Linked DNA regions of Homo sapiens: all the other regions are linked to region 1. A link is a contact called in ENCODE Hi-C or POLR2A ChIA-PET data. All regions are on one chromosome and are shown on one strand. The core of a region is the stretch at or near the end of the contact, and the rest is flanking DNA. Distances in the headings are between cores, read along the strand shown.

The links. A loop is a pair of places that touch in the nucleus more often than their neighbours do. ChIA-PET counts read pairs that join two places held with the same protein, here RNA polymerase II (POLR2A). Pooled maps may share reads with other maps.
Region 2: a loop to region 1 is called in a map of OCI-LY7, with 5 times the contacts of the local background. The contact joins two enhancer-like sites. A Hi-C loop is called at or near these places in 1 of 168 maps with a recorded cell type or tissue (OCI-LY7), 3 of 37 single-sample maps with no recorded cell type and 4 of 50 pooled maps.
Region 3: a pooled map shows a loop between it and region 1 (2.2-fold over the local background). The contact joins two enhancer-like sites. A Hi-C loop is called at or near these places in 3 of 50 pooled maps. POLR2A ChIA-PET finds 5 or more read pairs at or near these places in 2 of 52 experiments (T-cell and activated naive CD4-positive, alpha-beta T cell).

The regions. Positions count from the first base shown.
Region 1 is chr3:16,910,115-16,914,049 of GRCh38, forward strand. All of the region lies in intron 1 of PLCL2 (phospholipase C like 2), which reads left to right. Among named protein-coding and RNA genes, the nearest start is that of MIR3714, 21 kb to the right of the region's middle. RefSeq lists an enhancer at 2,510-2,739. Within about 2 kb of position 2,442, at least 4 of the 41 ENCODE cell types and tissues checked have a DNase peak (open chromatin) inside an H3K27ac peak, as active enhancers do; they include OCI-LY7, where a contact is called at or near this core.
Region 2 is chr3:16,372,806-16,376,794 of GRCh38, forward strand. The region is part of intron 5 of RFTN1 (raftlin, lipid raft linker 1); the gene reads right to left. Among named protein-coding and RNA genes, the nearest start is that of OXNAD1, 110 kb to the left of the region's middle. RefSeq lists an enhancer at 988-1,037. Within about 2 kb of position 1,251, at least 8 of the 41 ENCODE cell types and tissues checked have a DNase peak (open chromatin) inside an H3K27ac peak, as active enhancers do; they include OCI-LY7, where a contact is called at or near this core.
Region 3 is chr3:16,288,640-16,292,531 of GRCh38, forward strand. The region is part of intron 5 of OXNAD1 (oxidoreductase NAD binding domain containing 1); the gene reads left to right. Among named protein-coding and RNA genes, the nearest start is that of OXNAD1, 25 kb to the left of the region's middle. Within about 2 kb of position 2,157, at least 7 of the 41 ENCODE cell types and tissues checked have a DNase peak (open chromatin) inside an H3K27ac peak, as active enhancers do.

The DNA of each region.
Region 1 (3,935 bases), core at 1,192-3,691:
CCATCAGCATCAAACATTCTGAGATTTCTTTCATATTTTCTTGTTGCAACTTCTCCTGCTGGCTACTGCACAATTTCTTTGCCCCCTTTGCAGCAAAAACAATTTGAAGAGTTGTCAGTGCTCACTGTCTTCAATTCCTTGCTCCTGTTTTTTTTTAAAGCTGCTCCCTTCAGGTCCTCACTGTCACTTTTCTCCAAAGCCACTCTTGTCAAGGTCACCAATACCCTCCAAGTTCCTAAATCCCTCAAGTCAGTTTGCAGTCCTCCCCTTACTTCACCCGTCAGTAGTGTTTGGCATGGCTGATCATTCCCCTTCTTGGCACACTTACTTCGCTTGGCTTCCAGGGCTCCCTACTCTCCCAGTTCTCCTCCTGTCTCACGCATCAGTCTTTTCAGTCCCCTTTTCTGTTTGCTTCTCTTCTGTTTGCTTGCAGCATTGGAGTGATCCCAGCCTTCTTTCTATCTGTTCACACTATCCTGATATTCTCATCCCGTCTTGTGGCTTTAAGTGTCATTTATATGCCAACCACTCCCAAATATACATCTCTACCCCGACTCTCTTCTATGATCCAAGCATATATGTCCTACTAGATTTTTCCACTATATCCTACTAGATCTTTCACTTTTCATATCTGAAACACAACCCCCCCTTTTCCCCACCCAGCCTGCTCCATCTGTAGCCTTCTTTCTTAGTTTGATAATATCCTTTCAGTTGCTCAGGCCTTGGAGTCATCCTTGACTCCTTTCTTATCTCATGTACTACATCAAGTCTATCAACAAACACTTTGGTTTTATCTTCGAGATATAACTAGTGATAGTGTGCTGTAAGTATTATTCCCAATGTAGAATTTGTAATGGGGCCAGGCACGGTGGCTCACCCTGTAATCCCAGCACTTTGGGAGGCGAAGGTGGGTGGATCACTTGAGGCCAGGAGTTCGAGACCAACCTGGCCAACATGGTGAAACCCCATCTCAACCCAAAATACAAAAATTAGCTGGGCGTGGTGGCATGTGCCTATAATCCCAGCTACTCCGGAGGCTGAGGCAGGAGAATCACTTGAACCCGGGGGGCGGAGGTTGTAGTGAGCCGAGATAGCGCCACTGTATTCCAGCCTGGGCCACAGAGCAAGACTCTGTCTCAAAAAAAAAAAAAAAAAAAAAGTAATGAGCACAGCTCTGATTTGAATACAGGTCTGTCAGGCTCCAAAGTTTTCTCCATAGTTTTGCATTAATATATTCTTAATTTTATATTTGCAAAGTTATTTTTATTTTAATATCATAGCTTAGTGGGAGAGTAGGGACACTATTTAAAACTAAGGAGCAGACAAAGAATACTCCAGAGTATCTTTAGAATTTACTTAGTTTGTCTCCCTAGTTCTAGGAAATCTGAATCTAACTCATATATTAGATTATATTTTCTTTGGAACAAACCCAGATCTTTAAGAAAGAGGAGTTCAGTGCCTCCTTTCCCAATTAGCTAATCATCTATAAGCTTCACTTTTGTCATACAAAGGTGCTGGACTCCCAGAGTTCATGCAGTCACAACTCAAATGGTGAAGAGGAAACCTGAACTGTCTCTAGTTATTTTTAGGTGTTCCTGATAATCAATTTTCATGCAAAATACAAATGATCATTTATTTGTCCCTTTGTTTTCATGAATACAGGCTGAGCATCTGTAATTCAAATATCCAAAATGTTCCAAAATCTGAAACTTTTTGGGTACCAACATGATACCACAAGTGGAAAATTCCATACCCTAACAGCACCTTTGCTTTCAGTGTACATAAACTTTGTTTCGTACACAAAATTATTAACAATATTGTATAAAATTACCTTCAGGCTATATGTATAAGATGTATATGAAACATAAATGAATTTCTTGTATAGACTTGGATTCTATCCCTAAGATGTCTCATTAGGTATATGCAAATATTCCAAAATCCCAAAAAAATCTGAAACGCTTCTGGTTCCAAGCATTCCAGAGAAGGGATACTTAATATGTAGTAGTATATGGATGCCTTGCCTCATAGTCACCCTCCCCAGTGGTTTAATGCAACCATTAAATTATTTTTGTTTTAAAATATTTGATCTGGGTTTGAATTTATGGAAATACTTCACGTCAGTTTTTTTTTTTAAATAGCCAAATAGTGTTTCAAAATTTTATCAAGATTGTGATTGGTCTTTAACCTTAGAAGCAAAACTGACATGGAAGGATGAAACAAGTAGGTAGAATGGTGAATTTTGGTATTCATGTGTTTGGACATCTGTGTCCTTATCAAAAGAAAGAATGTATATAGTTGGACAAAATTGAAGGTCCATGTGGTATATTTAGAAAATATTACTTGTTAGTGGTTTAACATGTGTATAGTGGTTTTACTTCAAGCACTTTCAAAGATTTGAGTTTGTTTCTGCCCTTGTAACACTTCAACAGTCATATTAGTTTGCTTTACCATTTTTCTTTGAAGGGAACTGAGACTGATTCAGTTGTGCAAGGTGATGAGCAACATTGCTCAAAAAGCCAGAAATAGATTTGTGGGCTTCTGACTGTGAGACCAGGTGCTCTCTCCACTGAATTATTCTGCTTTCTTTGACTGTTTTCTTTGCTTTAAAAAATATTAATGCACAATTCTGAATTGCTGTTGACTGTGAGATAAATTCATGTTAGATCTATAAATAATGCACTTTCCAACCAAACCAGCCAATGGAACAAAACGCTTTTTGAGACATTGGTGTTGGAAGATGGCCTCCTCCCACCAGCTGACTGTATTCTCATCATCCCCCACATCTGTCCCATTGTTTCTGATGCTGGTACCAGGCTCCTGTCTCCAACACATGCTTAGATAATTACAAGAATTAACCTCCCTTCCTTCTGTTCTTCTCCCTTTCCCCCAAATCCTTTTTCACAGTTTCCAGATTAGTTCTCCTACAGCACTACTTTGTGAAATTCTCTCAACATGTTCTATGATACCCTTTGCTCTGAGGCTGAAGCCCTAACCTTCCTCTTGGTTTCCAGGACCTCCCATGTATCATCAGTACTACTCTAGCATCTTCTTCTGCTTCTCACCAACCTCCGTCTTGGCCAGACTGGGCCTCGCAAACTGACATTACTTCACCTCTCTTGTAGTCTTGTAATCTGTACCCTATTCCAGAATTACTCTCCCTCTCCTTTTGGTTAGCAAGCCCAGCTTTCCTCTAGGGACTTTTCTTACCCATTCGCTGGAAATTTGGTTGTAGGTGTGCCCTGTATCTTTTATCTAGTAAGACTCTTCTGTGGGTTTACTAATTTTCATTTAGAAAGAGGATCACTACCTAATGATGTAAGGTGTGGTGTAAAATTTTTCTCAATTATATTTTCAGATTATTGCTGGGATTCTGTTATGATTAGTAAGCAAACGAATTAATATTTTAATGGTTGACTGCCTTCTGATATGTTTACCTCAAATTATATCATTTTAAATTATAGATTTAAATTTTAAGAAAAACAAATATTTACATTTAGTCAAAGATTTTGTGAAATGACCTTGTTTTGAGAAAGAGAAATGAAGTCCAATTACTGAATAGAATATGAATATATAAATATATTTATGTATGTGTATATATGTAAAAAATAGCTGTCATGTAGTCATTATTTTTGTGACAGTGTATTGCTAAAAAGATCTTCATAATAATTTTGAATAGAACACTGGGGGTGCTAGATTTAGAAATTAATGATTTTATGGAAGAAAGATCTGCCTGTAAATTTTGCTCCTATTATGAATAAAAGGGAGACCCTTATTTCAGATTATCGAAATACAGGGACTGTAGCATTAATGTAACACCCACTATAATGTGTTTCTTTTAAAAATGTTTTCTTCAACACCCTGTGATATATGACTTGCCAGATTCTCTGATCCTGGGGCCCTTTAGCAGCCATGCTATGTGTTGTCATAATGTTTTA
Region 2 (3,989 bases), core at 1-2,500, 540 kb before region 1:
GGGCCAGACTGAAGCCAGAGACAGAAATAAATTTCTCAGGAAAAGGAAACAGTGTTGGAACGAAGAGCCTCCAAAGCATCAGCAGCAATGAAATATTGGGAGAAACCTGATTGCACATGCATAACCCTTGTACGCTCCTCTGCCCCATCATCTCCTTGTCTCCAGTCCTTTCTCTACCCACATGGAAACCAGCCAAGAGAACTGTCCAAAAGTGATGTCCTTTGATGTTTTAATATTCTGATTCTCCAACACACATCCTCACGTGAGCAAGCACCAAAGATTCCAAAAAGAAGCCCCACGTTTGTTTAAATTTTCTCAGCTGCTCTGTGACTCTGCCATGACCCCAGCTGGAAGATTTTTCCAGACATGGGATGGTAAGTCCCAAAGGGATAGGGAAGGCATTGTTTTTGAGAATGTTCTGGGAGTGGCTGAAGGACTGTACTGGCAGAGCACCCAAGGAGCATTTGGACTGTCTTCTCATCTCTCCCTTTCCCCCACCTTGCCTCATTTAGATCCCTCCTGTTACACGTGTTCACCGTATTGACCTAAGCCAACCAGAGGAGAAAGTGAGGGCAGGTTAAGGGGGCATGGGGCCCAAGGGTGGGGGTGGCTGAGTCCTGCCAGCCTTGGAGCCTGGTCCATTCAGGCCTTGCCAGGCTACTAGGGAGTGGGGAGGAAAGAGGCAGCTGTCCAGCCCTGAGGTCTGTACCTGGGCGTGGGGACTCTGGCACAGGATGGAAGGCTGCAGTTTGCCTGCAGGTGGGGCCCCAGAGAGCCCAGGTCTTGAGGGTAAGCAGGGGACTGGCTGGGCCCTGCTGTCCCAGGAGACCTCTGGTCTGGAGAGAAGAAAGAGTTTAGAGCCTGGGTGAAAATCTGGGGCTCCAAGGGCTAGATGTGGGAGGAGGAGGCAGCTGGTCATTAGCTGCATTGGAAGGAACAAGTGGGCATCACACTTGGCTGGGCAGTCCAAGCTGGGTGGGGACTGCAGGCTGCTGAGGTCATGGGCAGAAGGAACTAAGCAGAAAGGTTTGCATTGGGAAGGGAGGCAGTGGGCACCATGGTGGCGAGGCAGGGCAGGAGGGTAGAAGGGCCCCAGGCTGCTCCATCCAGATGCCTAAATCTGGGCAAGGCTGCTCAAGCTTCGCTAAGGCTTGGGTACTAATAGCAGGTACTAATAGTGAGGCCCGCTTGCCAGGGCAGCAGGAAAGGCAAAGTGCAGGGACCGCTGCTGCGTGCACAACAATCCACAGGACTCCACCTGCAAGCATGACAGCAGCCACAGGCATGTGTCCCATATTTACAAGGGCCTTTCACCTTCACCATCTCATGTGACTCTCCCAAACTTGATGAGAGGGGGTGGCCCTGGTTCTGTGCCCAGAAGTGCTAAGTGGATCCCCCAGAAATCACAAGCCAGTAAGTGGCACAGCCAAGAGTCTTTCAAACCCCAAACCCTGGGCTCTTTCCCAAATCTAACAAGAGGCTAACTTCATCAGGACACAGAAGGCAGGGGCTGATGACCGTGGGTGGGAGCTCAATAGCTGTTTGTTAATGGACTGAGTAAAAGGCCAGAAAGATGGCGGCAGGTGGCAGATCTGGGAGGGGGCCGCATCATGGGGTCCAACTATCCCAAGGGAGTTGGGAGGGAAGGAGCCCTCACATCAGGAAAGCCCAACCCCCAGGTTTTGGCCATTCACAATGAGCTGGCAGCCAGGGAGGGCTACTGAATAAAATCCTCTCAGCCAGAAACATGATTGGCATCACACGCTTGGGTTTCTGGCTGACATTTCTAAGCATTTTAAGTGAGGAGGTGCAGGGTAGGAAGGGCAGTGCTTGGAAGACTTGTTATTTTGGTGACGGTGAGAATGATTAGAATTTTCGTGAACCTGTCTAGCCTCCTGGTTTCTCTGATGGAAGCTGTGGCAACGGAGACACTGAGGCTGTCCCTGCACAGGCTCAGGTGATCACGGCACAGCACGGACCTCCAACCAAAAGGAAATTCCCCCAGACCAGGAAATAAGTCAGCGAGCAGGAAGAGGAACCCACGGCGGGCCTCCCCAAGAACCTGCAGGGGCAAGGAGGCGTGACGGCTGCACCGAGCCCGCAGAGATGGGGAGGGACGACCTGCCCCTGCTTCCGCATGGAGAATCCACTGGAAAGTCCTGTCTGAGCAGGCATTGCCTAGATTCCTCTCCCCAAGGCCTCCTATAAAGGAAATAAATTAACTGAGGAGAAGGAGGGAAGAGGAGGGAGACTCCCTCTGGATTTTTTTTAATTGTCTTGCTGTGATTGCCTATTTAAGCCCACCTGGCAGAAGAGGAGTAAAAAACACTTCACCCTCCCTTAGGGGGCTCTGAGAGAAGGCAAGCTGGGAGCTGAGCAGGCAGTGGGGAGGGGTGCCTGGGGGGGCCCGTGTGTGCCTGTGGGGGAGTGACAGTGAGTGGGCTTCCTAGGAGAAAGATTAGGAGAGAGGCTGGGGGTCAGGTGAGGGTCACAACCAATAAGGACAGGGTCCCTGGACGTTCAGCCTTCAGGGAGGCCAAATACTCAAGCTGTGATAAAGAAATTTAACTATATGGGGGTATAAAAGGTGACACTCCCTATTTGTAAAATGGATCTAGTAATAGCATCTTCTGCCATAAAGCTGTTGTGAGGAGTTACTGAGATGACACAAGAAGGACACAGAATAGGGCACTTGGAGGGTGACTGCCATCGTGACCACTGAAAGGCTTATATGTGAAATGATCCCTGTATGAAAAACCCAAAAGCTCATCTATTCCATCAAAGGAGGGAAAAGGGATAATAGTGAGCTGCCTAAATTTCAGAGATTCGCAGCCTGAGCAGAGAGATAAAGGGACTGCTTTATGTGTAGAGACAGGCAGTGTTTACCTGCCTAGGGAGACTGGGCTCGAAGGAGGCTTTAATCCCTCCTCCTGGCCTACCCGTGCAGAGCTGAAATTCTCATCCACTGGTGGGCTGACCACCTCCAGAAACACACACATTCACCCATTCCTCCCCAGCAGGGTCTGTTTCTCCAGGAGAGAACAGGGACTTGGGTGATGGGATAGGGGCCAAGATGCTTTGGGTGTCAATTTTTCTGTGTTCAGCCATCAGGGGAGATTCTGGGTGAGGAAGGTGAGTGGCCACGGGGTAGCAAGAAGGTCCTGGGCACCTGCGGAAGTTCCTTGGACAAGTTTCCCCAGTGAATAATCCTCTCACAGGAGGCAGGAAGTCTGGAAGGAGTATCGGAGGAAGGTGGGCTCTGGAACACAGGAAGCATCTGAAAGCTACTGAGGAAACCTCAATAGTAACTGCCTCCTTTCTCAAAGCCAGGATTCCATGAGAGGTGGAGGTCGAGTGTCAGGACTACTGAGCCTGTACCCCAATAATAGCAGCTCATACTCATGAGTCAAACAGTGCCGAGTGCTTTAAATGTACAACTTTAACCTTTCCATGAGAAACTATCGTTCTATCCCCATTTCAAAGGGTGAGAAACTGAGGCACGGAAGGCAGGCCGGAATGTATACTCTAGATTCTTGAGCACCATGCTCCTCACCTCTCCATCACTCCTGCCCTTTCTCCTGGGGGCCTCTGCCTGGCCTGACTCTCGCCCTCCCACAGTCCTGGACCGTACAGAAGGACTCCAGTGAGGTCCATCTTCCTGCCCAGGATTCAGAGCACACACATCCAGCCCAGCCTCCATGAGAAGATGGAGGTTTCTGGACTAAGACCTGGGCGTTCATGAGGACGACACACTGGGCTTAAATGCATGCTCAGCTACTTCATGAGGGCAGCAGGCATGTGCCTCAAACAGCGAAAAATCACACAGATGAAGGGCTCTACTTCAGTGCATACTAAGAAGGCTCAATGCCTTGATTAAACAATAGTCTTACTACATCACAAAACTGACGCAGCTCCAATATCTCCCTCTAAATCAACTTTGCAAATAAGCCCCTGGAATTAACCATCCCATAATTTTCCTCTCAAGAAGT
Region 3 (3,892 bases), core at 907-3,406, 620 kb before region 1:
GAACTGTAGCAATCCAATCCCGAGAGAAAGGCCAAAGGCAGAACCACCTCAAAACATCTCTCACATGAGCAGGGTTGAACTTCTTGGTTCATCTTACTAGTAGGCCTACCACTTGCTAGCTCCTTGGTGAGGCCTGCCCTTGACCAGAATTCCTCCTCCCTTGGGGTGGAAAGCTTGGCACTCACTCTTGGGTCTGGAGCATGCCACCACTGGTCCTCACACAGTGTGCAGCTGCCCTGAGTTTCTAGATTCACATTTGGCTGTGGTGCTCACTGCCTGCCTCTGGCATTGGTTATGCTACTGTGGGTAGCAGTGTATTGTCGCCTAGTGCCCTGGAGACTGCTCAGCTCACATGCTTGCTTTCTACCAGCCAGCTCTGTGATGTGGTCAGTTTCCTTATTTGTCTGGGCTTCAGTTCTCATATCTTCAAAGAGGGAGCAGTAGTATTCCTACGTTTTGGGATATTTAAAGTGTTTAGCATAATGCCTACTGTTAACTTCATTTGTTTGATTTTAGCTTTTGTTATTGCTAATAAGTATTTCATTCAGTTAGATCATATGTGCTGATAAGGCCCAGGGGACAGATTCCAATTCTTATCTCCTTGGTCAGTTTCCCTGCACTGAAGCTGTTGATTGGAAGAGTGGCAGGCCAGGCAGGAGTGGGGGCTTATCACCACCATGTCACCACTGATGCCCCAGTCAGTACTCAATCCACACTTGGCTGGGTATAGCTTGCCTCCTGAGGGGAAGTAAGGCCAAAGCATTTTCACAGAGTGGAGGGAATTCCTGGTCCTAGTGTGTCTGACTTTCTACAAGATAACATAAGTTTAGATGCTAGAAAGCAACTTTGAGCCCTGCTGAGAGAAAGAGGACACCAAGAAGAAACACTGGAGGAGCAAGATTAGAGAAATAAGACTTTATACCTACCCTTGAGCAGGGCTGCCACACTGTAGATAGATAATATCCTTGCAACCTACACAAGCATGTGTGGCAGCCCTGATTCTCACAGGACTGCACATAACATAGCACTGTATTCCTTGGCATCTTTTTCAAACTGTGTCCTCCCCCATTACTCATCTGGTAAGCATTGTGTGTCTTTTAAGACTGTTTAAAGGGCATCTCTTCTGTGAAGTCTTTCTTAATTCCTGTACTCCTGGTAGAATTGACTCCTCCTTCCTCTGCCTTGCCTCGCTACGCTAAGCAGATTTTATCATTGCCCATTTAATTGTATGTATTTGTTAATTTTCCTCCTCTTAGAGTGGGTTCATTGAGGGCAGCAACTAAGACATATGTGCATCTTTGTACCTCCAGCAAGTACCACAGTGCCTGTATATGGTAGGCAGGTGCTCTCTTAGATGTTTGCATTAAGTGAATGAGTGAGGGGCTCTGAGAACTGTAGGCAAGGACTAAAGAGTTCTGGGATCTCATAGTATAGCTGCTGTGTGCTTGGCACTGGGGCTCCCTTTGTGGACAGGACCTGGCTGCCTGGTGTGTCATGGTTGGATGTGGACATCCACTGCTTCACCGCGCACCTAGGCTCCTTCTGCATACACTCACTCATTGGGTATATAGTAAGGGCTTTAACTCATGGCTCCAAGAGTGCTCATCCTGCAAAGGACATTTTTAAAGGTGTGTGTTTAAGGTATAATTCTTTCTTGGACAGATGTTTTATGAAATATGTATTGTGCATATTTTCTTAAATCCATTCAGATGAAGTTTTTATGTAACTTAAATTCTTCTGTATTTTTTAATGAAGGAGTCCTTTTTTTCCAAAGGTAGCTTTCCAGAGTTACTAGAGAAGAGGGTTGGTTCCCTTTCATTCAACTGAGAGAATGGCCTTCATCAGCATTGAGCAGCAGAGGGCACTGTAGTTCAGGAGATGAAGCAGCAAAAGTAGCTTATTAATGTATTTATTTTTTAAACATGGAAATAATGGAGATTTTTGTATACCTCCTCTGTGATAGCATATAGCAACTGTGTTAACAAATGCTAACGATAGTCTTTTAAATTTTTATCTTGTCAGAAATGAAAAGAAAGTTAAAGTACTCATGGAAAAGAGTCAAGTGAAAATAGGTTAAAGTTGGCCAAAGACCTTTTCTGGAGCACTTCCAATCCAGAACTGGTTTTTAAACACTTATAATAAATGACTGGAAATGTAAGGCCATAGACTGCAGGAGAATATTTTTTTAAGGTCATAGATCAGATTAGAGAACATCTTTTGCTTTTCTTTTAGGCCTGTATGTAGGTAAGCAACTGGGGAAGGATGATACTTTTTGCTCTTGTGATGGCTGTGAAACACCTAGATTGGATGTTTATGTTTCCCAGATATGGGGATGAGAATTTTTTGTGGTTCTGTGTTCCAATACATTTTTCTTGGTATGTGACTAGGTTTATTGCATTTCCTAGAATCCTCACCAAAAAAGGGTTTCTGTGGCATAGAATTATTGAAAGCTTGAAACCCAGGAGTTCTAGACTACAGGATGTGGTTAGAAGAAAAGAAGGAAACGTTAAGACTTGTGTAACTCAGAGGCCATATCGGCCTATTAAGTCTGTCAAATACTAGTGGGAGAGTTTTTGTTGCTTTTCTTGACCCTTTTTTCATACTTTTTAAAACTTAAAAAGACTGTTATGTTGAGATATATTCATATAAAATTCAAACATTTAAAGTGTACAATTCAGAGGTTTTAGTATATTAACAGAGTTGTGCAGCTATCAGCACAATCACATTTAGAACATTTTTATCCCAGAAAGAAACTCTGTAATGATTCTTATTCATTCCCTATCCTCCTGCCCGGCTTAGATGACCACTAATCTATTTTGTCTCTATGGATTTGTCTCTTATAGACATTTTATACCAGCAGAATCATACAATACAGTGTGTGGTCTTTTTGTGATTGGCTTCTTTCACTTAACATGATTTCAGGGTTCATCTATGTTGTAGCCTGTATCAGTACTTCATTCCATTGTATGGATATGCCACATTTTGTTTATATCTTCATTAGCTGATGGACATTTACATTGTTTCCACTTTGGGGCTATTGTGAATAATGCTGCCATGAACATTCATGTACAAGTTTTTGAGTGAACATACAGTTTCACCTGTCTTAGGTCTAAACCTAGGCATGGAATTGTTGGGTCATATGCTAACTAACTAACATTTTCAGGCACTATTAAATTGTTTTCTAGAGTGGCTGTGCCATTTTACATTCCCACCAGCAATGTATAAATGTTCCAATTTCTCCAGACCCTAACACTATTGTTTGTCTCTTTGATTATAGCCATCCACGTGGGTGTGAACTGCCAGCTCATTATGATTTTGACTTACATTGCCCTAATGACTATTGATGTTGAACATCTCTTCATGTGCTTATTAGCCATTTATATGTCTTCTTTGAAGAAATATTAATTTAAAGTATTTTGTCAGTTTTTTATTTGGTTGTCTCTTTATTACTGAGTTGTAAGAGTTCTTTATATAATCTGAATACAAGAACCTTAATATTAATAGATATATTATTTAAAAATATTTTTCCCATTATGTAGATTGTCTTCTTAACTTTTTTTTTTTTTTTTTGAAATGGAGTCTCACTCTGTCGCCCAGGCTGGAGCGCAGTGGCACGATCTCGATTCAGTGCTACCTCTGCTCCTGGGTTCGAGTGATTCTCCTACCTCAGCCTCCCAAGTAGCTGGGACTACAGGTGCATCTGCCACCATGCCCAGCTAATTTTTTTATTTTTAGTAGATACGGGGTTTTACCATGTTGGCCAAGCTGGTCTCGAACTCCTGACCTCAGGTGATCCACCCACCTCGGCCTCCCAAAGTGCTGGGATTTGTATAGGCATGAGCCACTGTGCCTGGCCCTGACTTTCTTGATGATAACATTTGTAGCACAGAGT